3 separate regions of the Mus musculus genome follow, and regions 2 and 3 are each linked to region 1. Evidence: chromatin loops called from intact Hi-C (ENCODE). Cell type or tissue: left cerebral cortex. All regions are shown on one strand. Links, peaks and the distances in the headings refer to the core of each region. The heading gives the core; the rest is flanking DNA.

Evidence for each region. A loop is a pair of places that touch in the nucleus more often than their neighbours do. Peaks named below come from ENCODE experiments on the same cell type or tissue, not always from the same donor. Only the 100,000 strongest peaks of a DNase experiment are listed, where the experiment ranks them.
Region 2: it touches region 1 in a loop (2.2-fold over the local background); 9 of 42 quality-filtered maps call a loop at or near these places.
Region 3: it touches region 1 in a loop (2.4-fold over the local background); 2 of 42 quality-filtered maps call a loop at or near these places.

What each region holds. Positions count from the first base shown.
Region 1 is chr5:64,271,442-64,281,663 of GRCm38, reverse strand. Tbc1d1 (TBC1 domain family, member 1) reads right to left here. Exons shown (of 22, transcript NM_001310611.1): 8 at 6,159-6,269; 9 at 3,620-3,748; 10 at 2,247-2,333. Among named protein-coding and RNA genes, the nearest start is that of Gm38634, 19 kb to the right of the region's middle. In left cerebral cortex, for the core only: a CTCF peak has its summit at 6,385 (motif pointing right); DNase peaks (open chromatin) are centred at 6,394 and 6,731.
Region 2 is chr5:64,086,916-64,097,137 of GRCm38, reverse strand. It overlaps Pgm2 (phosphoglucomutase 2), which reads right to left and starts at 4,199. Exons shown (of 14, transcript NM_025700.3): 1 at 4,050-4,199; 2 at 1-159. The coding sequence starts at 4,154. In left cerebral cortex, for the core only: no CTCF peak of the experiment used is centred there; a DNase peak (open chromatin) is centred at 4,231; H3K4me3 peaks cover 2,321 bases; H3K27ac peaks cover 1,080 bases.
Region 3 is chr5:64,147,898-64,158,119 of GRCm38, reverse strand. It overlaps a transcript of Tbc1d1 not described here. Among named protein-coding and RNA genes, the nearest start is that of Tbc1d1, 7.3 kb to the left of the region's middle. In left cerebral cortex, for the core only: no CTCF peak of the experiment used is centred there; a DNase peak (open chromatin) is centred at 4,585.

The DNA.
Region 1 (10,222 bases), core at 3,377-8,376:
AATGTCATCTAGAGGTTACCAAAGATATAAGGGTATTAAAGCTGTTATATAATAACACCTGCTTCTCAGAGACAAGTTCTTGCTTCCTGCAAAGATGGGGAAAGTTCCAAAAATAATAATGAAGTTCACAAGCTGCAGCACTGACTGCTCAAATACCATGACCAGATTGCTAACTCCAGAGAACAGGCTTTTCACAGGCTTATAGGAAGTATGGTCCTGTATGGAGAGTTCCCACCACTTAACCAACTTCTTTATCTTTGCCTAGTATGTTCATGGATGTTTACCTACAGTTCAAGGCTCTTTCTGACTCTGATCTAATGTTGAGATTTAACTTGGCACTCTTGATGCTAAAACTATACTGTATGTTCTGCCTGGAGTAAAGACATGTTTATCACATGTGACTTGCCATAATTCAGGGGAAGTCATTTAACTTCTTGCTGCATTCCACTGTCTGCCTCTGTAAGAGTACAGTGAAAATTCACTGCACCATTTCCTGAATTAAGCAAGATGAGACCACTTTAAAGTGGCTTGTATTCCGACTGATGCTACAGAAATAAGCTAAAGTTTCACTGAGTACTCCCTCCTTACTGTATGCTCAAACATTCAACAAGAGTCCTAACAAATCAACCTTGGTGGTCATGCCTATAATTTCTGCCCTTGAAGGCAGAGGTCAGAGGATCAGGAGTTCTGGGCCATCAAGGTCACCTTGAGCTAGGTACAAAACCAGAAAAGGGGATGGAGGGGACACATAAAAACAAAGGATGGGAGTCTTAAGAACTTCATAATCAACACTAAGGTATCTGAAATTCCGACTCCCTGGCTACTTCCTTGGCACAATGCCCAGGCTTTCCACAGGATTTAATTCGTAGCATCAGTACCTTCCCTTCTCCAAGCTTTCTACTACCAAACCACACCTCTTCCCCTCACTCCTCTGAGGTCCAAGCCACCAGTATCTGTTGTCTGCAGCTCTCGTCTCGTCACACTCCCCCTCATGTGGGGTTTACTTGTTCAACTGTACCTTCTCACCTATGGACCCAGCCATCTTTTTACAATAGGTGACCAGCAGCACTTGACATTTGCACACTTGAACGTGGAAGTACAATCAGTGTGTGTCCTGTGAAGGCTGGATGATGATGTGGCCTGCTGTGCCTTAACTTAGAACGCTACATGGAGAAGACTGACTTCCAGGTCTTCCGGCACAACGCCAGCTACAAAAGCAGCAGGAGCAGCGACACGGTCTTGCTGCCGAGCGGTGTCAGCATTGAGATCCCAGCCAGAACAAGTGAAGCACAGAGGCAGCTTAAAGTCTGAGTCATGCTCATCTAAAGGAATGAGTCTCAAACCACACACTACACACCCCAGTAGGTAGTAATATCAATTTAGTGGCTTGCCAGGAGCATCTTAAAAATAAATGAGCAGAAATAACAGTGTATGCAGCCCATTATCCAGAGAGTGCTTTCATTTTAACTCATTTTCATTTTGTGTGGGAGGGCTATGTGTATTTGCAAACTATGTCAAATGTTAAATGTCTTTCTTATTGTTGGCGAGGATCTGAAGCCTTTGAAAACTTCAAGTCTAGGACAGAGCTTTGGTGAGGGGCTGGGGCTCATAAGCTTCCTTGTTCTTACATCAGAGCATGCTGACAATATGGAGGAAGGCTGCCTCCTGACTGGCAGTCATAGGGTTAAATAAACCAGGTCCCGTCACGTGTAAATGACCCTGGAACAAGATAGAAAGCAAGGGGACAAGTAGGTGTGTCACCACAGAAGGCGGTCGGGCAATGCATCATACCTGTGTCCTGCGGCAGACCACGGGGCAAGGCTTGGCTGCTTATTCAAACAAAACAATCATGTTTTCTCACGGTCATGGGATCAGCTACAGGCCACAGTCTCAGGAATTTCTGCTGCACAATTCCCTGAATTCACAACCCCCTCCCCACCTTTGAAGCTGTCTCAATCTTTTATTATTACAAACTCTACTTTGGATAAGAAGCCCATGGTTGTTACAGATCAGGTCTCATCTGTCTAAAAATATGATCTTGATTCTCTGTTTATAGCAATAGTTATTGGCCTTTTTATTTAAAACTTTTCACACAGCTTGCCCTCTACTTGTAGAGAAGTCTGGAAGCACTAAGTGTTTTATGACTAGAGGGGCATGGGCTTTTTTGTCCTGATAGCTGTGTAGAGTCAAGATGGGCAGGCCTGTTGGCTGCATCTTCAGGGGACCACTGAAAGAAACATGCTTACTTTGCTGGTGTTACTTAGAGTACTAGAAGTGGAGCTGTCCAGATCCACACTGGCGGAATGGTCCTGCAGGCCTCTGGCTTTATTACCCTACGAAGAGAAAAGGCAGTTGAGCCACAGCCCCAAAGTCATCAGCATCTGGAAGCAGCCTGGCCTTGTTAAATAAGCCCGGAAAATAAACTCACTGACAAGCACAGCTCAGCACAACCCTGCACTAACCATCACATTTCTGTCATCATTTTAAGAATCATACCAACCTAGATGATCCACAGAGCCCCATGGATCAGTCATTTGCTGGGGACAACAGACAGCAAGGTGGCCTAATACATCTATCATGATCCCCAAAGCACACTCAATAGCTCCTTCCTGAGTCATGGGCGATCATAACTGGCCACCTGGATGTCACTCAATCAACCTGCATCCCTCTGGGAACTCTCAAAGGCAAGCCCTTTCAGTCTTGGTTTATAATTGGATTGCTTTGAATTATCTCAAAGGATTTAGAAAAAAATCTCAGCAATAGCATTTCATGAAGTCATCTTTAACTGACTAAAGTTTATGTTTCAGAGGGAACATGCTCTAACATCTGGAAGAGCTATGACAAAATAGGGTAAGCTCCAGAGATGTGATTCCTTAACATAAAATCAAGTTTTGATTTGTTAGAAGCAACATAAGGCTGTTCACACTCATAGGGTAGGAGGAAGCTTTCCTAAGGAACTCCAGGTGACACTCAGGGTACTTGGATCTTCTTAGAGAGCCCTACATTGGCACATTTTTTGGTCTTGAAAGCAAGTGTCTAATAAACATCTTACCATCTGTAAGTCATGTGGCCTCTGTGACAAGTATTCAATTTTGTACAAACGTAGCCTTAGATAACAGGTAACTGAATGAATGACACTGTGTAAATTAATTAATTTACGAAAACAAAGAGGTTCATAGGATTTGGCCCATGGGTCAAATATTTCATGAATCTGCTTCCAGGGAGTTCCAAATACCCAACGAAAGGAGCTGACAGGATAGTTTTTCAAGTTGTCCTTAGGGACACCAGGGAAATAGGACCTACATCTGGCATGCATAATCCATGTCCTTTATAGGAACTGTATAAATAATAACACTCTTGGGAGCAGGAAATCCCATGGGATAGACCAAAAAGAGGAGTGTAAGTTCCCAGCACTTGGGAGCCCTAGGCACTCAGATTGGGAGTGTGAAGTCAGGGTATGCTAAATAGCGTGACACTACTTCAATAAATAAATCCATCTAGATAATAAAAATAAATAACATCTAGATAATAATTGCTTTAAGTCTGATGAAACATAAAATATAGTTGACTCTGCTTTAGAAATGATTCAACCTCAGTGAGAAGAAAGGGTGCCACTTACCCGGGACAGAATGCTCTCTAGGGACTCTGTTAAGGACCTCTTTGCTCTGTTCTTCAGCGAATCTAACCTGAACCGGCTAGCACTGGGTGGCAGGTCACTCCCAATATTCTCTGCTGCCACCTGTAGTGTCTAGAAAAGAAAAACAAGGAAAAGTTAAGTCCATTAAAATTTCTACCCTTTGGTGCACAGGAGGGAATGGCCTGTGGGGCCCCATCCTCTTGAAAGCCTTGGGCCCCATGTGCTCCTTAGCAACACGCCTGCAAGTTTCGTGCACATTCTACTCCCCCAGATAAAATGAGAAAATGTGCTCAGACCTAATCAGCCAGCTCGCTCAGGCTACTGAATCAGAAACCTGCGATGTCCTAACTGTGGCCTTGTTTTCTAACTGAGCCTAGATTTCTTCCCTAGTAAACTGGGAGTACCATAGTCCAATCAGATCACTGTGCTACGAGACTACAACAGGTGGGGATATGGCAAGCACCGAACATAGGATCTGGGACAAAACCTACTTTGACAACCTTTTAAAATAAAGCAGTATCTTACCTAGGGGGGCATTTGAGAGACTAAGTTAAAAATTAAATTTATCAACTGAATCCATCCTTCCCATATCTTTTTATAATTCCTCTCCTTTATCCTCTCCCCCTTCCGGTCTTTCTCCTATGAAAGCAGTCTGCTTTTTCTCAGCTATGCTAACACTGAGCCAGAGCACAGTGGAACCCCACAGGCACTGAATACGTGATGCTCCTGTTAGCAAGGAAGTATGTTTCCAAGAAGTTACGCCCCAATCTGAGCACACCTGCTCACACGGACCTTCACTGACGGCTCTGTCTGCTAGAAAGGAAAGACAAGCAGATTCTCCATTGCTCTAAACACCAGCACACTCTCTGCAGTAGGCAAGCACACAGAACGTATAGAGACTAACACAAATACCTCTGCCATACTTAAGTCTGGCCAAGTTAGCACCCCCAGACACTGAGGGGTGAGAGGAGCAGGGTGCTCTGGAACTGTCAGGTCCTCAGCTGTGTGGCACAGCCAGTGCACTCCCTGATGCCCCTCGGTCCCCCACCTGTAGACGGAACTGTCTTCCCAGATATGCCATGACCTTTAAATGAATGAATAGTCATTCCAACACAGAACAGAGTGTCTACTCACGTCTGTCACTTATCATGGCTGCTACCTACGTTCTGGCTTCTGCCCCTAGGGGAAACTGTTACTCTTTACTGGAATCTCCCGACCACCAGTACCACCCACCATGGCAAGCACTCTCTTGAATTTGGTGCTTATATTAATTCATATTTTGTATTTTAATTTACATCTATTCATAAAACATATGCTGCCTCACATGTACATAACCACCTAAGGAATAGATGCCACTATTAGTGTGGCCACTATCAAAGTCAGCATGAAGATTCGTCAAAACTCTAGAAAGAGAACTACCACGTGACCCAGGCAGGCCACTCTTGGCTGTGTACTCACAGGATTCTAAGCCAGCATACACAGAGCCACCTTCACATCCATGTTTACTGCAGTGCTAGTCAAATTAGCAAGGAACAGAATCAGCTTAGATGCCCATCAATAAATGAATGAATAAAGCAAATGTGGTGCAGGCATACAACAGAGTTTCATTCGGCCACATAAACGAACAAAATTATGCCATCTGAAGGAAATGGATGGAACTAGAGATAAACATGGTAACTGAAATAAGCCAGACTTAGAAGAACAAATGTCACTTTTTCTCTCATATGTGAAATCTCGATTTAAATAACACACACACACACACACACACACACACTGTCATACCACACCACACAAGTCTTTCTGCAATTATCTTTCTTCTCCCAATATTGTTTTAAATATTTATTCATGCTCAAAAATGCTTCTGGCTGACTCCCTTCAGCCAGAGTACAGTCTAAGTGCATTGTATAACAAACCTATTCCTGGCCCTGCTACTAAGTATTATTTACTCCATTTTCCGACTTTTAGGATGGAGGCTGCAGTGAACTCTCTTGTACATAGCTCCTGAAGCACTCACATAAAAGGTTTTGCAAGGGAAATAATGGGGACAACACTGCTGGGTCACAGGGTCTAAGCACCACAGCGACAGCAGGCATCCTCAAGTTTCTCTCCTGAGATGCTTCCAGGTCATAGCCATGGCACTGGGGCACAAGAGAATGCCTTTTCAGGACACCTGCAGCGTTCTTACACTTCTGCCAAATGATGGATACAGACCGCTCTCTGACTGTGGCCTAATTCCTACTGCTAGGACACATTTAAAACATGTCTTAACTACTCCAAGACTCTATGTCTTCTGTGAGATAATGTAATCTCAATTCAAAGGGCAAAAGCAACAAAGACCAGCTTCTCCCACGTGCTGTGGCTCCGAAATGTCTCTCGCCATCTTTAAACACAACCAACCGTCCCTCATTTTCTCCAGCTGTGCAACAATGAAAAGGAAGCCTATGGGGAGGAGGAGGCTCTCTAGCTTCTGTGTCTAAGTAAGCAGCCCCATAAGGGGCCCCCCGGGTCAGAGGGCGCTCACCTGCTTTGGCTCCCCAGTGTGGCTGTGCTCTTTTTGCTTCTCTTCATATAAGCACCTCAGAAAAGAAATAATTAATTCATTCTCTCGCTGCTCGTTTCTTGGTCTCAATTTCTTTTGGGGGGAAAAAGATCAGAAACATAAACATTACATTTCTTTTCTTATTGTCGACAAAACTGCAGTGTGCTAACAACCTCCACCCAGGAACGAGTGCTTTTCTTCCATGACCTCACTAGGGGGCACCAGTCACCCTAAGAGTGCAGGCAACTGTTTAACCGAACGGAGGGCAGAGCTAACTGGGCCGTATTTAGGAGTCATCTTCGATGTCCTTTTACCCAAGATAAAAATTTTAACGTCAAATAGTGGGGGTCAAAATAGTTAATAAATAAACAGCTTTTAAAAAGAGATAAAACAAAATCTATGTAAACACCCAGAGTCAAGTCATAATGGTTACACATTTATAAGCTCTTAAGACTGGGGATCTAGAAAGGAACTCGTCAATTGGATCCAGGGTCAAGCTGTTACGGGGTGAGTGCTCCCGTCATGTGGCCCGTGTGTCCCTGTGAAGCAGACACTTTGATGAACACGTGTATGCCAAGTTCTCAGTCGTCCTCCCACGCCCTCCTCTCCCCTCCTCCTCTGTCTCTGTCCCTCCCTTTCTACCCTCTCTCTGGTCCTTTAGCTCTCCTTTTTTAAATTCACAAGGACGTTTAATTTGCCAGCAGTGGCAAGGCACACTGCTTAACAAATGAGAACATGCAGGTTTTAGTTACCACTCATCCCACCTAGCCATAGTGGTTCACAAAATACTGTGGGCTCTCCCCTCCACCTTCCAAATCTTTGCATTTGAATTATCAGCCACAGGGTATTTTCAGAAGTCATCTAATTCAACACATTCCTTTCTGTGAATGAAAATAAAACCAATTGCCCAAATCACCCCAGAGAGACACAGAGTTCCTGGCCATCCGCCTTGTTCTTCTCTAACTCCAGACTGTGGCCTGCCCTTGAACAGGTCAGGAATGACGAGCGGACGGATCAGCTACACACGCAGCAGAGTCTGTGTCAGTGCCACCACTGGCTAATTTCTTCCCAGCTAACGAAGGGACATTGGCGTTATCCTTAGAGTCACAAGCATTAACGATAAGGAAAGCTTAATCCAGAATTCTGATAATCCAGCCTTCCGGAAAAGGTCATTTGGAATTGCAAGTTTTAAAGGTTGATAAGATGCCTCAGCGGATAAAGGCACTCACTGCCAACCATCTGACCTCAGTCTGATCACGGGAACTATGCAGTGCAACTCTGAGTGCTCGTGCACACACATACCAACAACAGAGATCCAGAGAGAGGGGGTCAAAACTTCAAACTGACAGAAAAATGAAGTAACAAGCAGGCATGGGGAAGTACTGCAGGAGCCAGGAGACCCCCAACGAACTCATTAACCACCCCAGGCAATGGCTGCAGCGCAGCAGAAATGCATTATCTGTGGTGTCACAGAGTCAAGAAATAAATACTTCCTCAGAATCTTTTTGAAGTATGGCGACGCTACCCTCCCACTGCATTCAAGAAGATCAGGGATGTGTCGCCACCCTAAAATCTCTCCTGTGGTTCACCATTCTCTACAGTGGCTAAACCACTACTTCTTTCAGTTTTTATTCACATCCATTAATCAGAGTGACAATCACAAAAATGATTATGAATCAAGTTGAGTAGCATCACTTTGTGGTCAATAATTTGTTCACAGTCAGAGGTGCCAGAAGCTGGTATGGCAGTTACCAGGGGCAGTGATATCTAGGACAGTGACAGGTGCATTCAGCAGCAGAGAAAAGGCTCCATGCTCACCCTCAGTGCTGACCGAAATGGTGCATACAGCATCCACTTGTGTGCTTTTCTATAAATGTGTTATATGTCCATTTAAACAATCAAAACAGCCAAGCTGCTTGGGAAAAGTACTGAAAGTTAGTTTCTCAACCTTGTTTCCCCAAGGGTCCTCTAGAGTACCATAAAAGCAACAGAGAAACCTCTGACACTGATAGTGAGGATGCAAACACTGAGAAAGCTTAAGAAGGGATAAGACGCTGCAAGGACACCAGGTAGGCCTTGCTTTGCTGTGAGAATGCCAGGTAAGCTGCGCTTTGCTTGAATACCACGCTAAGGATTTAACTAAAGACTTGGAGCCATTGTTTTTACTATCACTGTTGCAATGTCAGCTTGAAGGCAGATATTTCTGCTGAAGATGGCTAGTACAATCTGGGGCACTTAAAAAGATTAGGACAAGCCGGGCGTTGGTGGCGCACGCCTTTAAACCCAGCACTCAGGAGGCAGAGGCAGGCGGATTTCTGAGTTTGAGGCCAGCCTGATCTACAGAGTGAGTTCCAGGACAGCCAGGGCTACACAGAGAAACCCTGCCTCAAAAAAAAAAAAACAAAACAAAACAAAAAAACAAACAAACAAACAAAACAAAGACGATTAGGACAGCAGGAGAAGAGAGCAGGACCCTGGATGTCCCTGCCACAGGTGACCCCTGCTCATGTTTGAAATATTCTGTCAAGCACCTTGTAAATAAAATGGTAGTTGTGTGGTGTCCTGAGGTCTTTCAGGTGAGGACAGGCTAACACCCCAGAGCCCGTCCGCTATTGAGTACTCTGAGGGTTCAAGGTCAGCCACCATCATCTCCAGCACATTTGCCTAGTTATTAAAGCTTTCTCCTAAAAAAACACTTAGTATGATACGCATCATTACTAACGACACAGTATGCATCATTGTTAATGGTAATTACATTGGCTTTATAATAATTGACCTTTGGGAGAGCTTTTCAGAAATAAATTGCCCTCCAGGAAAGATTACATCACATTTTTATATGACCTTTTTGACCTATGTGAATTTTCAAATACGTTAGTAGGGACAGTCACTGATAAGTGACCAAGACTAGAAAAACCATGAAAGCCATTCAGGAAGACCATCAACATGCCATCATGGAAGATCAAATATGTATCTCTCAAAAAAGCCTACGTCTGCATCGGTGGAAGGTAAAGGATGAGCTGGGTTTTCTCAGCCAGTGAACAACATGACTGCTTCTGCTCTTCAGAGCCATCAGAATCTAGAGCTGCGGAGAGCACTAACTTGCACTCTGCAATAGCATCACAATAGCTCTGCTTTTCAAGTACACTTTTATTATGTGCTGTTTTCCCATGTCTCTGCTCACAGACGAGAGGGGTCATGTCCATTAGACTCCTTGCTACTGCAGGAGGACATCAAACAGCCTGTTTGCAGTGCAGGAGGGTTTTGGGAACTGCCTTCCTAAGGCACCGCCCCTCTGCTCAGGGAAAGCTACGTGGTGCTGTCTACATCAAAGTGAAAACCATTAGGGAAGGGAGGTGCATCTTCCCTGCCTGCCTGCCTGCCTGCCAGGAAGATGCTCTCGAGTGACCTGGTAGCACCGTGGCCTAAGTGGGTTCACACTGATGGCCTTGGCTGCAGTTGCAATGCATTAAGAATAAGAAGCAAAGCACAGGCAAATAAAACAACCCTCAAGGCCATCTGCTAAATGAAAACAACCACCACAAAATCTTCCTATTCTTTCTACAAATGTATGCCAAGCCTACAGAACAAGGGAACTGAAGAACTTTAGTGAGAACAGAAAGAAAGCTGAGCCTTTTCATCCCCTCCCTCACAGGGATGAGAACAAAGGCATGGCTACCTGCTTGTCTGGTTTAGTTGGCCCCTAACTGTGGAACTTGACAAGGCACTAGTGGGCACACACAACACACACACATGCACACACGCAAAGACGTATTAATTCTTTGTCTTACTGCACTTGCCAAAACCCCACAAAAATGGCTCCAGGTTCTGGCAGACATGAAATCCGTGTTGAGCTCCCTCCTGACAAGCAGGCCTTAGGCAGGCCTGACACTGTGGCCTGGTTTCCCCAGATGCAGCAGCTTCAAGCATGGTAAAAGCAGACTTCCAGGTCTAACGCATGCAGCTCATGTGTGTGCTTCTGTGTTTGCTGGTTTCAGTCTGTTTTGATTTTTGCGTTTCAGTTTAAGGCTCTAACATATGACACATAC
Region 2 (10,222 bases), core at 2,286-7,285, 180 kb after region 1:
CTGGATGATGGTCAGGTCATTCATTCGAGAAATCCCTGCTCCCATAGGCGCTCGAAGGCCAGCTGTCCCAAACTCCATCCGGGCCCCAAAGCATTTCCGCAGCTCTTCTTTATTACCTCCAGCAATGAGCTGTTTCACTGACTCAGAGGTTAAAGGGTTCTGAAAGAAAGACATGGATGTACCAGGCACAGCTTGGTTAAGAAAAAGACAGAAAATCTGCAAGGTAGACCATGCCCTCAACACACACACACACACACACACACACACACACACACACACACACACACATCTCACCTCTATGAAAAACCTGTATAAACAGAGGCTTTTGCATTTCCTGGTGTTTTTGAAATCTGAGCTAAGGAATTTGATGTAAGATGTATTCTCTGTCCTACTGAGGGAACAGTTTTAGAGAAAATGAACTAGATGCTGTTTTAGGACAGACATCTAACTCGCTCAGGGAGATCTCAGATCATTTGCTTACCAACCCCGTGCTTGAGAAGGCTAGAAAGTTTCCCAAGAACCTATTTTCCCCATCTGTAAAAGGGGAACCAGCTAGAACCTCTCTTGCATATTTTTCAAGGTTTGAAATGACTTCGTCTTGGTCTGACACTGAGTTGTGATGTTCATCTCCTTCCCTAAGGTCCTCAAACTGTTCCAGGGTGGTAGGTCAGTCAGTACAATCGAGACCGTACTTTTGTAGTGCTTTATAATTCTTACAAAGTGTTCCCTTTGTATCTGGTCGTGTTTCAATGACTCTAAGTCAGGTCAATAATAGCTGATGGTTTTGGTAGTATTTTACACTACAGAAATTGAATGGCTTGCTTAACTGCATGGTGAACATTAGCCTAGTGCTTTTTCTATTACCTTAATTGCAAACAGATAAGGACATGAATCATTTATGTACACTTGCCTTGTTTTCTTCACAGAACGATTGCTGGAGATGTGAAGATTGGAGAATTACCTAACTCCACATGGACTTTTACATTAAGAATTGAGGGAAGGCTGGAGTGAAGCACTTCTAATCGTCACTCCCCAAAATGAACACTGGGCAAGATAAGGCCCCATAATTAAACTTTGAAATGTGGTCGCCATAAAACCTTGGCTTCAATCAAGCCTATAGTTCCAGATAGTTCCAGCTTCAACAGGAACTGGGACCAACCTTTTGATTAACACTAGATTCCAACCCCAGAGAACCATCTTACCCATTACACCGGCAGGTGCCCCCAAGGCAAGGCTCAGAGCTGTCATACAAAGGGAGCACAACAAACATCTGCTGAGTGGCTGAGACAACACAGACTTCCTGGCCACACCCAATATCCAGGGCGTCTCTGAGGCCTACTGTGGATTTCAAAAGTCTTAACTGGTCTTGGATTGCTAGAAAAGACTCAGCAGCCTGAGAGAACAAAGCAAAGAGATAAAGAAAAGTCAAGAAGAGAGCAGCAGAGATAAGGGTCAGACCTGGGGGTGAAGGAAAACGGACAGAAGAGGGAGGCACAGGGGAGGGGATATAATAACCATGCAGAGAGCACAACTAGAGTCCTTGCCAGCATGGGTGGCTCTGCAACCTTTTAGCTGGTGGGAGGTCCCCTGAAGAATGAATAGGTCCTTCCCAGAGAGGCACCCATCTCCAGTTAAAGGAACTGAGAGGGGCTAAAGTCAGCTCCATCAGTTAACTGCTGGCTATGCAAGCTTTAAGACCCAAGCTCAAGTCCCCGGCATGCACTAGCCAGCCCGGCCAAGCAGAGCTCATCTGTAAATCTAATGCTGGAGGTAGACAGACTATGTATGCATAGAGTGGGTGGTTCAGACAATTTAGAATTTAGCCAATCGGCTCCTCGTTCAATGAGAGTATGCTTGGGCCAAGGAGTGGCACTATTAGGAGGCCTCGTTGGAGGAAGTGTATCACTGTGGGGGTGGGCTTTGGGGGATCTTCCTCCTAGATGCCTGGAAGACAGCTTCTGTTTGCCTGCAGAACAAGATGTAGAACTCTTAGCTCCTTCACTAGCACAGTGCCTGCCTACATGCGGCCATGCTTCCTATTATGATGATAATGGACTGAACCTCTGAAACTGTAAGCCAGCCCCAATTAAATGTCCTTTATAAGAGTTGCCTTGGTTATGGTGTCTCTTCACAGCAACAACTAACTCTACCCTAGCTAAAGCAGAATGAATGAGGAAGGTACTTTCAGCCTCTGGCCTCTCTGCACAAACATGCACCACAGGTGCCCACACAGCTACACACAAGCACATGAACACAGACACAGCCATACACCACAAAGACACACCTCGGATTGGGAAAAGAACATTGAAGCATCTCCAGAGGAGAAAAGGACAAGTTTCCACGGAGGTACCGTGGACATCCAAGACAGATTCCATGTTCTACAGTAATTACATTTTCTGCTCACTTCTGAGCCCATCTGTGAAGTACCTTCTGAAGACCAATAGATCCCAGGCTCTGATGGGATCAAAGGGTCCCTCCTTTGATGGATCCATAATATGCCGGGATTATGAGGAGGTGACAAATGGTGGGAACTGGGAGCAAGTTGGAGAATCGAGGATACTGGGACTTGTCACAGGATGGTATATTTCCTCAATGGCCTCTTCCTGTATTCCCCCTTTCTCTGCTCCTTAGCCAACAGCTCTGCTACTCCTTTCTACCATGAAGGATAAGAGCATCTCAGAGTGTGAGCAGAGCAGTTCTTTCCCGCCCCTTCAGTCTCTGTCAGACACTTAGTCAAGTGGTACAAGAGCCCAATAACACACACAAGACTTCTTAGCTGAGGTGTTAGGACAGCTACACAATGCAAGTTATTAAGTGATCAGAAATGGAAACAGTTTCCTCCCCTTAAACATCCTGGAATGCTTTATGTTTCCAGGAAAAAAAAAATCCACAACAAAGCAAAACAAAACCTCCCATGAGGCGCTAGCACTGCCATCCTGTTTCCAGGATGGCCTGACTATTCATTTTCTAGGTGTGAGCGAGCAAAGGCCTCTGCTGAGCCTTCCAGCCTCTATCCAGTCACCAAATGTTTCAGGGACCAACTATAGACATGCAGTACGGCACTACGGTACTACGGTACTATAGACCACGGAAAGCAGCAGAGACACACAGCACCAGCTACATAATTTTCAGGGGGGGCCAGTGCACAATTAGAACGAAAGACTCCGTGTTTAACAATAGAGAATCTCAAAGTAGTGCTTTAAAATACGGCTTGGGCCCTTCCCTGAGTACAGGTTCAGTGGATCTGCGTGGGTCTCACCTCCTGAAGTCAGCCCTGGATACCGACAAATTTTAAACAAACAAGCCTGTAAGGGATTGTCTTTCAATTCCAGGAAGAGCAGGGAACCAAAGGCCTGGGCTGTCTAGAGAGAGAGTTTGAGTTGCACTTGGGAGACAGGAAAGATCCGCTAAGTTCACACAGGAAAAACGACAAGAGAAATAAAGTCAGCAGAACACCGGCAAGAGGAACATTGCGGGAAAGCAACAGGACACGCGAAAGCACAGGTCAGAGAGAACTTGTAGAGGGCAAAGGAAGTGATGTCCGGAGCTGGCCGACTGACTAAGACATTACAGGGGAAAGGCGCAGCTGGGGCCAAAGCGTTCCCTGTCACCTTCCCAGTGGAGTGTATGTTCTCTGGAAAACTCCCTGTCAGCCTGGCCCATCAGGGACCCGGTAGTATCCATGAAATCAGAAAAGGTGGTCTGGACTGTGGAGAAGTCCAGGTCCCGGGAAAGGCGGGACAGAGCGGATTCTGAATGGATGAAGATGCTCAGCCCATCACAGAACCTCAAAAACCTTCTCGTGCGTGGACTACCCCGGGTCCCAGGCCCGCTACATTCACTCTCCACCCCACTCCCCGCCCCCCAGCTCGCTCCTCTACCGGGTCTAGCAGCCGGGCGAGCCACACAGCTGTCTCCAGTCCCGCAACAGCTTATGCCGAGCAGGCACCGTGTGGCGAGGCAGGGAAGGAAAGAAGGAAGCTGGGCCCGGCTCCCTGCCGGACAAGCCACGGCGCCCGAGAACCGAAGAGCCGGAGATCGGCCCTTACCTGGTCCCAACGCAGCCACTGCGCGGTCTCCTGGTCCAGTCGCGCGTCCATACCCAAGCCACTGCCTTCCGGAGCCGGTGTCTCTGTCGGTGTCGCCGCCGCCATCCCGCAGCAGTCACAACCGGGCGGAGGAGGCCGGGTCACCCTTCTGGAGGGGCGGGGAGAGGGCGGGGAAAGAGGCGTAGTCAGAGAGCCGGAGGGAAGAGGACGTGCAGCAGCCCCGCCCGGTTCCAGACTCGCCATTAGTGGGTGTGCTTCCCGGAGGGCCAGGCAATTGGGGAGTGCTTTGTTGTTAGGAGAGCTGGAGGCTCGCCTTACTCTAGTCTCCTAGGCCCTACATACCCAGGGTCCTCCAGCAAACATCAAGTATGCATTTGGTGCCCATCACACCTGAGATGCTAGTCTGACTGCGCTGGGAAGCAGAGCACATTGGCGCAGGCCAGTAGCCACATGGCAGAGGCAGGCAGGTCTCTGTGAGTTAGAGGCCAATCTGATCTACATAGTGAACTCTAGACTAACTAGGGGTACATAGGGAGATCCTATCTCAAAATGTAAATTAAATTAGAGAATAGCAGAGGGGGAAACAAATCTTGAAAAAGAAGAGCCAAGTGGGAAATAAATCAAATAGACCAACGAGCCAGAAATGAGATAACACTTGCAAAGACAGTTTATGTCAGAAGAGCAACCGGAAGGACGAGTTGTAATTTCAAGGCACCGGGTCAACTGGATTTTCACACTAGAAAATGTAAAAAGAATGTCGACTCATCCGCCTGAGGTCGCCACACACAAACGAGAATTCCAGGTCAGCTGGGTGATGTATGTGCACACCTGGCTGGGCACGGGGAAGCACAAGCAAGAATGGTTCTGAGCCGCACATGATGCCTTCCTCGCTCCTGCAGTCCCGACTGTTGGGACTGTTGTGAGTTCAGGGCCTGGCCTACAAAGTGAGTTCCAGTTCACCGTGGGTTCCAGTGTGAGATCTCGTCTCAACAAGCAAACAAACAAACAAACAACCCTAAAACGAAAGAAAAAACAATTAAACAAAAAAAATCCAAAGCAGTTAAGAGCACGGGTTGTTCTTCCAGAGCACCTAAGTTTGATTATCAGCACTAGCATGGCTGCTCAGGATGGTCTGAAACTCCAGTTCCAGGGGATCCTGCATCCTTTTCAGACCTCCATTGTCATATATATCCATGGTGCATAGACATGTATGCAGGCAAAATACAAACATACACACACACACACACACATACACACACACAACTTTTTAAAAGGTTTCTAGCAGATTTAGTCGCAAAAAGCTCCAACCATACACATCCAGATTGCCAACAATAGAATGGATAAATATGTAGTGGTATATTCATTCTAAATCATATACATAAATGATGATCGATAAGCCATGAGTTACACAGCCCAGTGAGAATGAAGAACTGTATACAACTTCATGGATGTAGCTCACAACCATCCCATAGAGTGAAAGAATTCAGACCTCTGACAGACATTGGGTCTGACAGACACTGACTAAGAAAAGCACAAAGAAAGAAAACAAATCAGTATTTTCCAGAACTGGATATGGGGATTCACTGCAAAGGTCACTGGGGGTTAAGGGAAGCGACTCTGGGTTTGTGATTTCCTGGATCCAGGTGCTCGTCAAAACTTAGAACCATGGTTACCAGCTATAAGTTATGTCTCAATTTTGAAATTTTAAAAAACTACATTTATCTACGGTGTGTGTGTGTGTGTGTGTGTGTGTGTGTGTGTGTGTGTGCTGTGCCATACATATGGAAATACAAGGATAACTTTAGGAAGTCATTTCTCTTCTTCCACCATAGAGGTCCTAGGGATCGAATTCAGGTTGTCAAGCTTGGTGGCAAGTGCCTTTTGTTGCAGGATATTTAATCATACTCTGAACTCTGAGCTTAAGTTGTTTACTGGAGAAACCTGTTTCTAGTTGTGGTGTGACTCAGTTTTAGCACACACCTTTACACCTTTAACCCCTCTGGCTGGGATACAGACACAACCCTAGTGCTCACCTTTAATCCCAAACAGTGAAGGTAAGGTTAGTTTGTAGAAGGAAGCACCCATGTTTGAAAGTGATGTCTAGTTGAGTGGCAGACAAAGTGATGAATCAGAGAAAGACTTGACAGAACAGAAGAGAGGAAAGAGAGGCTACTTAGGAGAGAACAGTGCAGAGAGAGAAGGGAGAGGGCAGGCTTACTAGGACAGTTATAGAGACAGGTTGTAGAGAGAGGGAGAACAAACTACACACAGGCAAAGACGGAGTTAGTCAACGAGAAAGAGCCACATGACAACAGAGTGTCAGTTAGTATGAGGCCAAGCCAAGCAAAAAGTCAGAGGCTGAGAGAGATGCCAGATTGAATCAGTCAACTTGAAGAGGAGTTTAAGCCAGAACAGCTGAGTCCAACCAGCCAGCTAGAGTTCAGACAGAGTGAGGAGGAGAGATCTTATTCAGCAGCAAGTCTCAGAGGCTGAAAACATTCTAGGCCTAGATAAGACTGTACAGAGGCTAGAAGCTTCCAGAACTGGGCCTAGGTTAGCAGACAGACAGGAGGCAGTAAGTCTCAGAGATGACAATTACACCAGGCAAATAAAAGATACTTTTACAGCCGTTACTTGCCAAGCCATCTCACTGGTTCATATTTCAATTTAAAAAATTGTTAACATACAAACTACAGGAGAGTTAATCTATGGACATTAGGGGACTGGTTATATTTGGGAAGGAGGAGTTTTGTGTCTGTTCTGCCCTTCTTCCCCACCACAGGAATCAATCAGGGCCTTGCTTGTGCTAGCCAAGCACTGAGCCACATCCTCAGTTCCAGGCCCTCTCTCTCCACCTTTTATTGGTTTTCTTTGAGACTGGGTTGCCAAAGCTTGTCTAAATTGGTCTTAAATTGCCTATAGTTGTAACTAAGGCTGGCTTGAAATTTATGATCCTCCTGCCTCAGCCTCCTAGAGTAGCTGAGACTATTGATATGTGCCATCGTCCCTTGCTTGGACCAGCTACTTCATGAGCTGGATGGAGATAATACACACACACACACACACACACACACACACACACACACACACACACGTTACTTGATAGTGCTATAGTCTTTTTGTTGGTTGCTTGGTTTGGTTTTGGGTCTCCTGTAGCCCATAGTCAACTCAATATGTAGCCAAGCACAGCCTTAAACACCTGATACTCCTGTCTCTAACTCCTAACTGCTGGGATTATAGGCATACACCAGCATACAAAGCTACAGTCTTAAGAGTTGTAGGTTTTCTTTGTGGGTTTTTTTTTTATTTTGGTTTTCTTTTTAGGTATGTATGTATGTATGTATGTATGTATGTATTTATTTATTTAATGTATGTGAGTACACTGTAGCTGTCTTCAGACACACCAGAAGAGGGCAACAGACCCCATTACAGATGGTCGTGAGCCACCATGTGGTTGCTGGGAATTGAACTCTGGAAGAGCACTCAGTCACTTAACCATTTGCTGAGCCATCTCTCCAGCCCTTCTTTGTGTTCTATTGCAGTATTAGATAAAAGCACACATATTAGGGTATACGGTATGTGTACAAAGGAACTAACACATAGTTACTAAGTTACAGCAAAGCTGGCAGGGAAGTGAGGGAAGTCTGGAGGGTGAGGATTATCCAGGCCTCTGGGGTCAGGAGGCTTCCTTGAGTACTCACAGTTTATGGAGAGACAAGAAAGGGGAGGTGGCTGACCTTGGGCATGGCAGTCTGGCAAATGCATTTTAAACAGAATGCGATCCTGTCTGTGAACCAAAAGGCTGAGGGGTGGAAGCAGAGGAGAAGAAGGATGCTGTCTTAGGTTTCTGTGGCTATAGTTGAATATATACTGGAGATATATACATATATATATATGCTGGATATCTATAAATAAAGGGTTTCTTTCACTAGTGGATCTGGAAACCAGGAAGACCATTATCTTACGAGCTTTTGGGAAATATGTAGAAATCATAGCAAGAAGTCAGCTTTGCTTTCCCTGCTGTCATTTCTAGTATCTCCTTCTCCCTGCGACATCCACGCTATGACAGAGGTTGTAAGGGGCAGAGTCAGACCTAGTTGGTCTCACTCACTTTTGTTTGTCTTTCCAATGCCACAGCACAGTTCACGCCCTGTCTGTGTACTTTGCTGCCTTCTGCCACGATGTCGGTGAGGTGTTTCCCAATAATGAAAGCCCAGTGCATCAGAGATCGTATTGGCCAGTCTGTGATGGGCAACATGCTGGCTAATTGGATGTTTACTTGACACAGGTTAGAATCATCTGGAAGGTGGGAACTCCAACTGAGGAACTGCCTCTGTCGGATCCGCTCTATGGGCAAATCTGTAGAGCATTTTCTTAGTTAGCGATTGATGGGTGAGGGCTCAGCTCATTATGGATAGGATCACTCCTGCTCTGACAGTCCTGGATTCTGTAGGAAAGCAGGCTGAGCAAGCCATGAGAAGCAAGCCAGAAAGCAGAACTCCTCCATAACCTGTGCATCAGGTCCTGCCTCCAGGTTCTTGCCCTGTTTGAGATCCTGTCCTGACTTCCTTCAGTGATGGACTCGAGGTGGAGGTGGAAGCCAAATAAACCCCTTCCTCCACAGCTTGCTTTGGTCATGGTCTGTCGATTACAGCAATAGAAACACTAACAAAGACACCCGGGGTTACTGCAGCTAAATCCCTGCTGGGTCAAAAAAACAAAAAAAGGAGGGGGGGGGTGTTGGCATCGTACAGAGAGTGGTAGCAAAATGGGTGTTTCCATACCTTTTATTGTATCAGGAATTATGGACCCCTGGTGACAGCCAATAAGAACTATTTTTAACTTCATCAGCCACACCAAGAATCTCAATATTTCTCCATAGAACCAAGAAAAGAAAGCACATAATGTGTTCACGCGGAGAGGAACTTTGAACAAGGGCATCACCAAATCATAGCAATTCTTCTCCCTCGTTGGGAAGAGTGCCAAGTTCTTAAGAGCTGCGCTGAAAAATCAACGCGCAATAACAGAATCCACCATTCCCACCCACTTCCTGTGTAAAGTGGAAAATAGTCTCTTGGACTATGTTGGGGGTGGGGGTCTCTCCAAGTAGAAACCCTCTTGGGGTGTCTTTAAGAAACATACTGACACGGGAGGTCTTTACGTCCGGCCAGTGATACCACAGTGACCTAACGTGGTTGATTTCTCACAGGTATCTTGTGGGTCCCCCACCCCCATGGGTGGTTGTTCACCAGTCAGTCTTGGATGTGTCAGAGCTGGGCAGCAGCATCTCCAGAGGCAGTGAGTCGTGCGTGTATAAGCATCCTGGGAGACTGTGTTAGAGGACACTTGTCTAATGAAATAGATGGGCTAGATTATACAGCTTGAGTCAGGTAGGAAGGAAAGGAAAAGGACAAGGGAGGAAATGTTGCGGTGGGGACAGGGACCTTCCAAGCATATCAGCTAGATTAGCTGACTGCCTGTTACATGGTTTCCGAGAAACCAATTCTTTGTCAGGGAAAAGTTTAACTGCCTTTATCATGTTGCCGTCTTTGACTCTATGGAGTTAAGTAGGCCCAAGCCTGATTTGGTTAGGGGGGCAGCCTGACTCCTGCTATCTTCTCTGAGAAACTTCTGGGCTATGGGCAGCCCTCTTCTGCCTCTCATCTGGCACAGTACCCAGCAATGATCATGTGACACCCAGGGAGAATCCTGTTGAACAGTTTATCGGACCAGAAACAGCACCATGGCGGTTTGAATGAGAATGACCCTCATAGGCTCAGACACATAATTCTTGGTTCCCAGTTCATGGCATTGTTTGGGTAGGTTTTGGTGTGGCCTTGCCGGAGGAGGTATGTTACTGGGGTGGGATTTGAGGTTTAAAAAGCCGGAGATATTCTCACAGTTCTCTTTCTGCTTCATGGTTCTGGGGATGTGAGCTCTCAGATTGGGACTCTAGCCACTGTGCCTGCTTCCAGCATAGACTCTAACTCTCTGGAAAAGAAAGCCTACATGAGCTCTTCTGTAAATTGTTTTGGTCATGGTGTTTTTCTCAAAACAACAGAAAAGTGAATAATTTAGGTACCTAGGGAAGATCTCTCATCTCAAGCATTTTAGATAAGGAAATGAAAAGGAGAAAAAATTTGAGTCTGTCTTTAATACTCACAGAACCCATA
Region 3 (10,222 bases), core at 2,530-7,529, 120 kb after region 1:
CCGTTCTTGTTATAGGAAGGAAGTGGCTCCTCCTCCTGAGGCACAGGAGTTCCAACAGAGCCCCTAAGGCCATCTCTAAGGGGTTGAGACTGAAGTGCAGCAGCAGAGTTCCCTCTGGGCTATGGGATGACATTGGGCTGGTTGACTCTGTGTGTGTGTGTGTGTGTGTGTGTGTGTGTGTGTGTGTGTGTAGCTCTTCCCCACAGGGGCTCCTAGATGGCCTTAGTGACCCAGAGGTCCCTGGATAGACTGTCTTGCTGGCTTGATGGATAAAAGCCACCTCTATCAGCCATGGATGCTGCTCGGTTGCCTTTAGACAATCTCTTCACTTGCCTCCCTGCCCCCAGAACCTCTGAGTACAGCATTCTTTTTAGGACTCCCTCTAGAGAGTCATTCCTATGCTCCAAATTTAGTCACTTGCAGTATAATTAATTATTTATTGGCAAATACTAGCAATATTAATACCAGCTCTAAGATAGCTGTAAGCTCCAGAAAAATAAAACTTACCTTTCCAGTAGAAAGCCCAGAGACAAAGAAAACAGAGGCCACTTGGCTTTTAAAACGTAAAAGGAGCACTTTTAAATCTAGTCTTTGGCTAATGTAGAAAGAAGACCTTTAAATGACAGGGGCCAGGGATGTGGCTCGTTCAGATTGCATGCCTAAGCTGTGTGAAGAGCTGGCTTTGACACCCACATAGACCAAGGGTGGTTGCTGGAATCTAGCAAAACAGAAGTAGAGGCAGGAAGGCAAGGAGTTTGAGGGACGCCTGGGCCATAGGAGACTCTGTCCCCAAAACAATAATATTTAAAACAAAATAACAGAAGATTTTCCTTTTTGAGACAGGGTTTTACTACGGAGTCTAAACTGTCCTCAAACTTGAAATCCTCTTGCTTCAGCCCTGGAGTGCTGGGATTACAGATGTACACCAAACCTGGCTATTACTAAATCTATTATATAGGTATTTAAAATGTTTATATTCCTGAGGAAATCAAATCCTAATTATTGCCACAATAAATGTATACTTAGTTTCAAAATGTTCACGTTAAGGTAAGAGTTCACAATAAATGTATACTTAGTTTCAAAATGTGCACGTTAAGGTAAGAGTTCTTAATCAATGGTCCCTTTCCAAAAGTGGTCTCAGTAAAAACAAAAGCAAAGACGGCACTGGATAGAATCCTAGGTTGACAAAATGGTTCTCATGGCCTGCTGGTAGCTTTCTGGACACAGAGGTGGCCAGGCTCCTGAGCAAGTCCATGGTCAGTGGGTAAACATAGGAGACTGGAAGGAGGCAGCTTCCCAGCTGACTGACTTGTCACCCTGCCAGTGCCAGCTTAAGGTTCGCTTCTGAAGAGAAACCCAGGTCATAGCCTTCCATCTTAATTAGCTACCAGAGCCATCCTTCATGACAGGAAAACAGATTAAAATCAAGAGCAAAGCCATACCCACTGACCTGCCTCGATGTGGTTCGTTGAATTTACTTTCTGAAAGGTCCAGGAATGACAAACTGTGTTGTAAAAAGTTAAACAGAGCAGGCAGATTTTGAATTTCAGCGACTCGGGTAAACCGAAGTCTGACTGACTGCGTGAAGAACTGGGATTTGCTAAGGATGGGGCAACATAAATCTATGTGGAGTGAAAACAGACAGAATGTACACTCCAGCCCGGGTACAGGGCTTCTGGGAAGTGTCTGATCTCCTTTTATGGACAAAGCAGATAAAACTCTTGCGAGCTAGCTCCACTTCCCTTTTCAGCAGCCTCTCCCGGCTCTACGCGCATGCTCTGTGCATCTCTCTGATACTATCCAGCCTTCGTGTGGAGTTCCCACTCCTTATCTGAGCACATTATGAGAGTGAGCAGGAAACACAAGACAGTGCACAGGACAGGAAACATATGGGACGGGTGGCACACCATCCTTCATTATGAAAGTTTGCATTCAGCTAAGCTCAACAAGACTCTTTTTGTGAGTTCTCGCAGCTAATCAATTTATTTCACCCAAAGTGGGTAAGCTGAATAAACTTTCCACCCTGCAGGATCCCCTTCATCTTAGCCTGTGTGTCATCCTGCTGCTTCCGGAGAAATCTCAGCTGGAATGCAGTAGCTGGCTAAATAGCAGCTTCCTGTGCCCGGCCTCACTGTCTTTAGTCTATTCTCAACACAGTGTTGAAGAATCTGTTAAAGTACCAGTTGGGTCACCCATGGCTCCTTAAACTTCCCAGTGTAGAAGTCAAATAATGGTAACATAATAATTATTAATAATTAATGTATCATAAAATAATAACTAATTACTGTTATAATTATTGAATAAAAAAGAAATGGCATTACTGCTCTTAGGTACAGTGAAGGAGAAAGGTTATTATAGATGAAAGGGCATAGCTGGAGGCAGGGACATCTGGGAGAGTCCAGAGTGGACATGACCAGACTGAGCTGGGCCACGTGGGAGAGGTGAGAGGGGAAGGGGAAGGAGAGGGGAGGGAGGTGCAGCAGCCAGAAAGCCGAAGGGACATAAAAGAGCAGGTAACCAAAATGTCTAGATTATATATGGAAGAGCCTCTAGGGAAAAGACAGTCCAGTGTCTGGGCTGGAATGTTCAGGGTAAAGGGTGGGGTATGTCACCCATACCCTGAAACAAGTAGGACCTGAGGGATGCTGGGAAAACCTGGAAACTAGGCCTGCTTTGATGTGTTAAAAAGGCACCTCAGCCTTTTGTCCTTTGACACTTAACAATTATTATATTGTGATGACATCTCTTCCCCTTCTGTGCCCCACTCTCTCCCTGGTACTTCATCACCTGCTCCCAGGCCTCATTGACTCCGCTTCAGCAACACCGACCTTGTCACTCACAGCTACAGGCATATGACTGCATCAGGGCCCTTCCCGCTGCCCAGGGTGACCTGCCCTCGGGTGTCTCTGCTGTCCTCTACTTACTCTCATTCTTCAGTACTTCACATTGTATCATCTCTAGAAGGCCTTTCGGATCAATTTTTGAAAACGGAGGTATTGTTGAGCATACACACACACACACACACACACACACACACACACACTTCTTTCTATCTTTATTGCCCTTCATTTCTCTAGTGCCTTTGCCCACTCCTATGTTGTACTGGTGAAGTGTCTATCTCATTTGTCATCTGTCTTTCCCCAGGAGCAAAGGAGGTTGTTGCAGTTTCTGCTGTGTTTCCAAGGCCTATACTAGATGTCAGTACATAGTGGGCACTCAATAGCTATATGCTGAATGAGAGAATGGATGGAAATAAGTCATGATGCGGCTGGAGAGATGGCACAGCCGTTAATAGCACATTGTGCTCTTCCAGAGGACCAGAGTTTGATTCACAGCCACCTACCTACCTGTAACTCCAGCTCCAGGAAATCCAGACACCTGCATACACTGGCATGCATCCACATATGTGTGTGCACATGTATACACACACAAACACACATGTAATAAAAAGTAATCATTAAAAAAATTATGAGCGGGGCGTGGTGGTGCACGCCTTTCCTCCCAGCACTTGGGAGGCAGAGGCAGGTGGATTTCTGAGTTTGAGGCCAGCCTGGACTACAAAGTGAGTCCCAGGACAACCAGGGCTACAGAGAAACCCTGTCTCAAAAAATAAACAAACAAAAAAATTATTATACATGGTTTTAGAGAGTTCACTGACTCTTTCTAGGACCTTGAACCTCATCAAGATTCCAGCTGGGCTGAGATGTCTGCCTGCCCCAGGGGAGCTGCAAGGTTAGCTATCAACACAAGGCCTAATTTCCAGAGACAATGAAAAGTCACTGAGCCCTCTCCTGGAAGCAAGGTTTGTCAAAGGTTTGTTTGACACAATATGATTTCACAGACCCGCATAAAAAGACACACAGTCCTGATGGTCCCCTATGTTAGAAACAAACAAAAATCTCAGTGTCGCACAAAAGACACACAGTAAAAGTTGTCTCGTGACTCTTGTAAAAAGAAAGTGACAGCCACAGACAGGACTAGCAAGGACACAGGGGCCAAAATGTCTCTCCCAGTTTTTTACCTCTGACCTAGGTAGCAATTGCATCTCATGCCCTAAGTGGGAGGATGAGTTCACAGTCTGATACAACTGGCCAAACAGTGCAGAGGCAGAGAAGGAAGGTTCAGGATATGTGAGACCTTGTAGGGCTAAATAGCTTTGATAAGACAAAAAGAAAAATTATCACACCAAGAATATTGATCCCCTAAAATCCAGACAGAGGCTGACCAGCCTATAACCTATGAAAACTAAAATATTTAGCAAGTGGTCTTTAGGAAAACATCAACTGAATTAGAAAAGTTTCAGGAGCTATAGATGATGCTACATCTGTATCTACCTGATGATTCCATGTATCACTTGAGCAGACAGCACAAGGATGTGGAGATTGCTCACCAATCCATCTCTTCTGGTTGAGAAGGCCTTCCAAGACCTTGGTGGAACTGACCTGTGAGTTTAGGGGTCTCTGTAAATGGTAGCTCCTTCTTCACTATTTCTCTAAGTTGACCCACATTCCCTGAGCCCAGAAATTCATCCTACAGGATATACTTAGAAACAGCTAAAGGAGAAGGGCTGAGTGTCTCCAGCTCAGCTTGAAGCTGAAGGAAATTACTGAGTCATGAAACTAACTCCCACCATAAGGCTGTTGCACAATAAGAATTATTATGTAGTAGATGTCATCCAAAGGAGGCTATCTACAACACAACTCTTCGCTATGTGCTGGTCAAGGGAACCCTGGTTCTATAGAACCTAACATCACAGCCCAGCCAGAGCCCAGATGGACCAGGACTACTGGTAATATGGAAGACTGTTAGGAAAGCCAATGCAATAACCAGACCCTCCATGTTTCTTATTAGCAAAACAAACAAGGCAAGTCTGTGAAATAGCATGCTTAAAACCCAGCAACTTAGAAGGCAGTAGTAATAGGGCTAGAGGAAAAAGAGTTAAACTCAAAGGCAAAATTAGTCTTGCAGCTATTTTAAAATGGCAACTTCCCCCCTGCCTTCTTCTGCCTTAGATAACTCCCTTAAATTCTCTAAGCTTACAGAACAAGGGCAAGGGGCACCTCATCCACACCCCTGGGGTCTACTGAAAGGAATAGAGAAGATGAGACAGAGAAATGACAAAGGTCTGTACTCAGTGGAGACAGTATACATGTTCTGGCGAGATGAGCATTTGGGCTAGGTGGAGCTAGATACCACGTGACGCAGGCTGGTGTCTTTTGTCTCCTTTCTGTGCATTTATTACTTATTCATTCCCTCATCTCTGACAGCCACCTCTCAAAAATGATCAAAAAAATTTTTTTTTTAAAGATTTATTTATTTATTATATGTAAGTACACTGTAGCTGTCTTCAGACACTCCAGAAGAGGGCGTCAGATCTCATTACAGGTGGTTGTGAGCCACCATGTGGTTGCTGGGATTTGAACTCTGGACCTTCGGAAGAGCAGTCGGGTGCTCTTACCCACTGAGCCATCTCACCAGCCCCCTGATCAAAAAATTTATGTTAAATGCATTCAAGACAACAGGAATATGTATCTGTTTACACTCATAAGGACACATGTGCATACACACCTCTCTCTCTCTTTCTCTCTCTCTCTCTCACACATACACACACACACACACACAAGAAATCAGATGGAAGAAAGAAAAGCCTATTATTTGATATGGAACAAAGCAGTACATTAGAAACAAGTTTTCTTTGGGTTTCTGAGCCAATAAAATTTCTCCAATACCTGGAATTAACAAAGGAGTCCTATCGAGCAGTTTTCTGTTTTAAACCAAGTAAAGACAATGAAAACTAAAATAGGAGAAAACTCAAATCTCACCATTGACTGCCACCACAATTTTACAAAATAAGTAAACTGTTAATATCTCTAAAGTAGGAAGGCTGTCAGCTCAGAATACAGGGCTGTCTCGGTCTGTCTGTTTGTCTTTTACGGATGGCAATTATTACCAGATGGCAATGGCTTAGAAAGAACCACTTTGAATCGTTGCCTCGATTCACAAAATGACCCGTGTCCTGTCTAGCTTTATGTCAACTTGACACAAGCTAGAGTCATCTGAAAGGAAGAACTTCAACTGAAAAAAAAAAAGTCTCTGTAAGATTAGGTTAAAGGAAAACCTGTTGGGCATTTTCTTAATCAACGATTGATGAGGGAGGACCCAGCCTAATATGGGTGGTGTCATCCCTGGATTGATGACCCTGGGTTCTATTAGAAAGCAAGCTGAGCAAGCCATGAGCAAGCCAGTAGGTAGCACTGGACCCTTCCCCTCATGGCCTCTGCATCAGTCCCTGCCTCCAGGTTCCTGCCCTGCTTGAGCTCCTGTCCTGACTTCCTTTAATGATCAAAAGTGCTATGGAAGTGCAAGCCAAATAAACCCTTCCCTTTCCATCTTGCTTTTGTTCATGATGTTTTGTCACAGCAATAGAAACCCTAACAAGAAAACCTGAACTCACACCAAATCTGCCTGGAGTCTACCTGGCTGCCAGCCAGTTGCTCAGAGAAAGTCTTTCTAGAAGGGGGCTAAGAGAAACTTTCTCTGGCTTCTCCTTACAATACATTATGTAAAGTATTTAATGACAATAACATCCCAAGATGGGCTATAATCTCCTGACAAAAGAAAACGGGACACAGTTGGGGTAAATGCTCCTCACTTGTTAGAATTAATATAATAACACACACACACACACACACACACACACACACACACACACACACACACAGAGAGAGAGAGAGAGAGAGAGAGAGAGAGAGAGTTCTATATAGCCCTGGCTGGCCTATCACTATGTAGACCAGGCTGACCTCAAATTCACAGCAATTCTGCCTCTGCCTCCAGACTGCTGGTATTAAAGTTGTTCACTATCACACCTGGCCTAATTCTTGCTATCTACTAGTTATTTAATACTGTTTTGTTCTGTTGTTTTGTTTTGTTTTGTTTTGAGACAGTCTCAATTTATAGTTTAGGCTGGCCTTGAATTCTTGATCCTCCCAAATGCTGACATTATAGATATATATACCAGCTCCCCTGTTTGTTATATGTATGTATTTTCCCATGCTGACAATGCAGGGAAAGACTCTTAAGTTGTAATAAGAACTGCTACACATAACTTGTAAATGCCTTGCATTTCATTGCAGTTCACTGAATGAATCCTTGGAGTCTATACACAGATCTGTTAAGAACGTCTGATGTTAAAAACTCTTTAAAGTCTGTGACAGCATTTAACAAATCAGTACTAAATTCTTCCTTAACGCTTCAAGATCACAGAGTGACCAAAGTCCCCCTGCTATCCACAGTCCTAGGCAGGGGAAGTGGTACCTGCCATACTGAGCGGCATCCAGCAGTCAAGGAGCACTTATTCAGCTTCCTGGATTGTATTTCACAGGACGAGGACAGAAGTCACATGGCTCACCTGATGCTGCATGTGAGGGGACAGGTAGGTCCTAGGTACTCAGCAGATTCCAGCGTGCAGCAGAGCCTGTGATGGACGGCCTTGGGACTCAGTGCTGATAGGTCTTTGCTTTCTCCCTTCTCGGAATCTTTTCGGCTTCCTCTCTTTTTCTCTCCTATCTTCCTGAAGGGAGAACAGGAAGTCAACCCAAGTGTCCATTTACCATCAGGTAAAAACTGAAATAACTCCGATCTTTTGGAAAATTAAGACTTCAGAAGTTCATCAGTTGTGCTATGTCGAATCATCCTTTCCTTTCTTAATGGTTGGGGTTCCGTCAGCCAGGGCAGGAGGGCTTAGCGAACATCAGGACATTGTTATGCCCCTCAAACCCAGGTCTCCTCAATGAGATACTATGCGGGAGCCATCCGGGGTGAGTGGTCCTATAGCGATAGTGAGTGGTCCCCTGTGAGGACTCAGAAGGTAAGTGGACATCTGTGCGGAGCAAAACAGAACAAAAGGTTTTCAACACACAAGCTAACGCCACACCTGGCTGGAAGTTTCCTGGGCTGCAAACCCAGGGAGTTGAGAAGGCTGGGCTGTGTGGCTTTGTTACTGTCCCCCTAAGTAAGACTCCTTGGTTGCTTTCCTCCGTTCCCTCCCTGTTCTTATCTGTCCTCTCCCGTGCAGAAACTCGGGGCACTGCCCACCCTCTGAAAAAGATCTGGGGGAAGAAAACCTAACCAAACAAAAACCAAAAGCCACTTCCTTCCTTATCCTACATCAAAGTGGGTCTGACAGACCCAGGGCTGGAGGTACAAGTGGAGGAAACCGGGGTGATCTGGGGGGAGAGTTCACGGGAGTATGAAGCATGAATGTCGGTGTCGGGCTTCACAAGTAATACAGAGGTAGGTGAAAGGGCAGAAAGCCGTGGGAACGTGGGAAGAAAATGGAGCCGCCATCCACAGCTGAGAACCAATCATTCCTGTACAACTAGCGAGTGCTGAGAAGACTGCTGACACAGAGACGGTATTTATTTTAAGAATGCTAAAATAACAGGAAACCAGACTTACACCTGGTGTGATGGCTATGACCTCACCCCTCTCCTGGATATTTTCTAGAACTCTCACAAATAAGGTCATTAAGCCTTGGCTTACAGTGAAGGAAGGTCTCCTGCACCCAGGTGCTCTACAGTGATCAACCGAAGCCCCGCCCACCCCTGGCCCCGCCCACACAGCGCAGGAACTATGCTAATCTCTCATTTAAACTCCTCAAGCAACTCCCCAAAGATAGTAAATTAAAAAAAAAAAAAAAAAAATTCCTGTGTGTGGCTGTTGTAAAGAACCTGATACTCACTCTTGGGTGTGTCTCACTGTTTTCCAAGTCCCTCTTTTTTTAAATTAAATCTTTATGCTTAAGATTGACATTTAAACTATCCTCTAGTAAACTCTAATTCTGCTTCTACTGGGTCATCCTGAAATTACTTTCTGCAGCTAACCCAAAAATCCCGCTTTAACTGGATGAAGAACTCTGAGAAAGAATGCTTCTTCACTTTGCTAGAGGCCTGTCTAATCCCTGGGGCCATTGACAATAAACATTCCTGCACGCAGAATGCTTGGCTACTTCTTTGTTGTCGTGTTGTGTGGTTTGGTTTGGCTTTATTGAAAATGGCTCTTTTATTCCACTACATAATATATCCTGACTATAGTCCCCCCACTTTACTTCTCCTAGTTCTTCCCCACTTCCCGTTCCATCCAGCTCCACCCCCTTTCTGTCCTTCATTATTAACCAAACAGGCTTCTAAGGGATAATACTAAAATACAATAAGATTAAAAACAAAAACTAATACATCAGAATAGGGCAAAACAACCAAACAGAAGGAAGAGAGAGCCCAAGAAAAGGTACATGAAACAGATACAGAGAGACCCATTTTGTTCACATTCTTGCTCATATATATATGGATATGGATATACATATATAGTATAAATAAAAATAAGATGAAATTTAAAACAAACCAAAGTGACATGACATTATGAGACAAAGAACCTCCAGTGATGTGACGTCATTGAGTTGCTTCTATCGGCCACCGATTGCTGGGCACTGCAACCTACAGTTACATTTGTTTCCTCAGTGAGACTCACTTGGAGAAAACTACATTTTTATTTATAGGTGGTCATCCATTAGAGATAGCTCTGGGTTAGGGACGAGGGCATGTGTCCACTCCTACTTTCAGCACTAGGACCCTGTCTGGTGCAGCCCTGGGTGTGCTGCCTCGGTCTGTGAGCTCAGGTGTCTCTGGGTTCATGTGTACATTGATCCTCTTGATTTAGAAGGCCTTGTTTTCTTGGTGTCCTCCATCCCCTTTGGCTCTTACGTTCATTCTGTTTCCTCTTCTGCAGGATTCCTTGAGCCCTGAGGGGAGAGATCTGGTGGAGGCAGCCCTTTTAGGGCTGAGTGTTCCAAGGTTTCTCACATCTGGCTGTGGGTCTCTTTATTTGCTCCCATCTGCAGCAGGAGAAAGCTTCTTTGTTGATGGTTGAGCAAAGCACTGGTCTATGAGGATAGCAAAATGTCATTAGGAGTCATATTATATTGTTATGGTTTTATTGTTGTTGTTTATTCATTTAGAACAGTAGTGCTTGGTTTTATCCCGAGTCTCTGGGCTATCATCAGGTTCTTGGTCACCCAAGCAGTATCATGTACGGGTTCCATTTTGTGAAGTTGAACCTTAAGTCAAATCAGTTATTTGTTGGCTACTCCCACAAGTTCGGTGCCACCATTACATTAGTGTATATATCTTGCAAGCAGGACATCATCGTAGATTCAAGGGTTCATGAC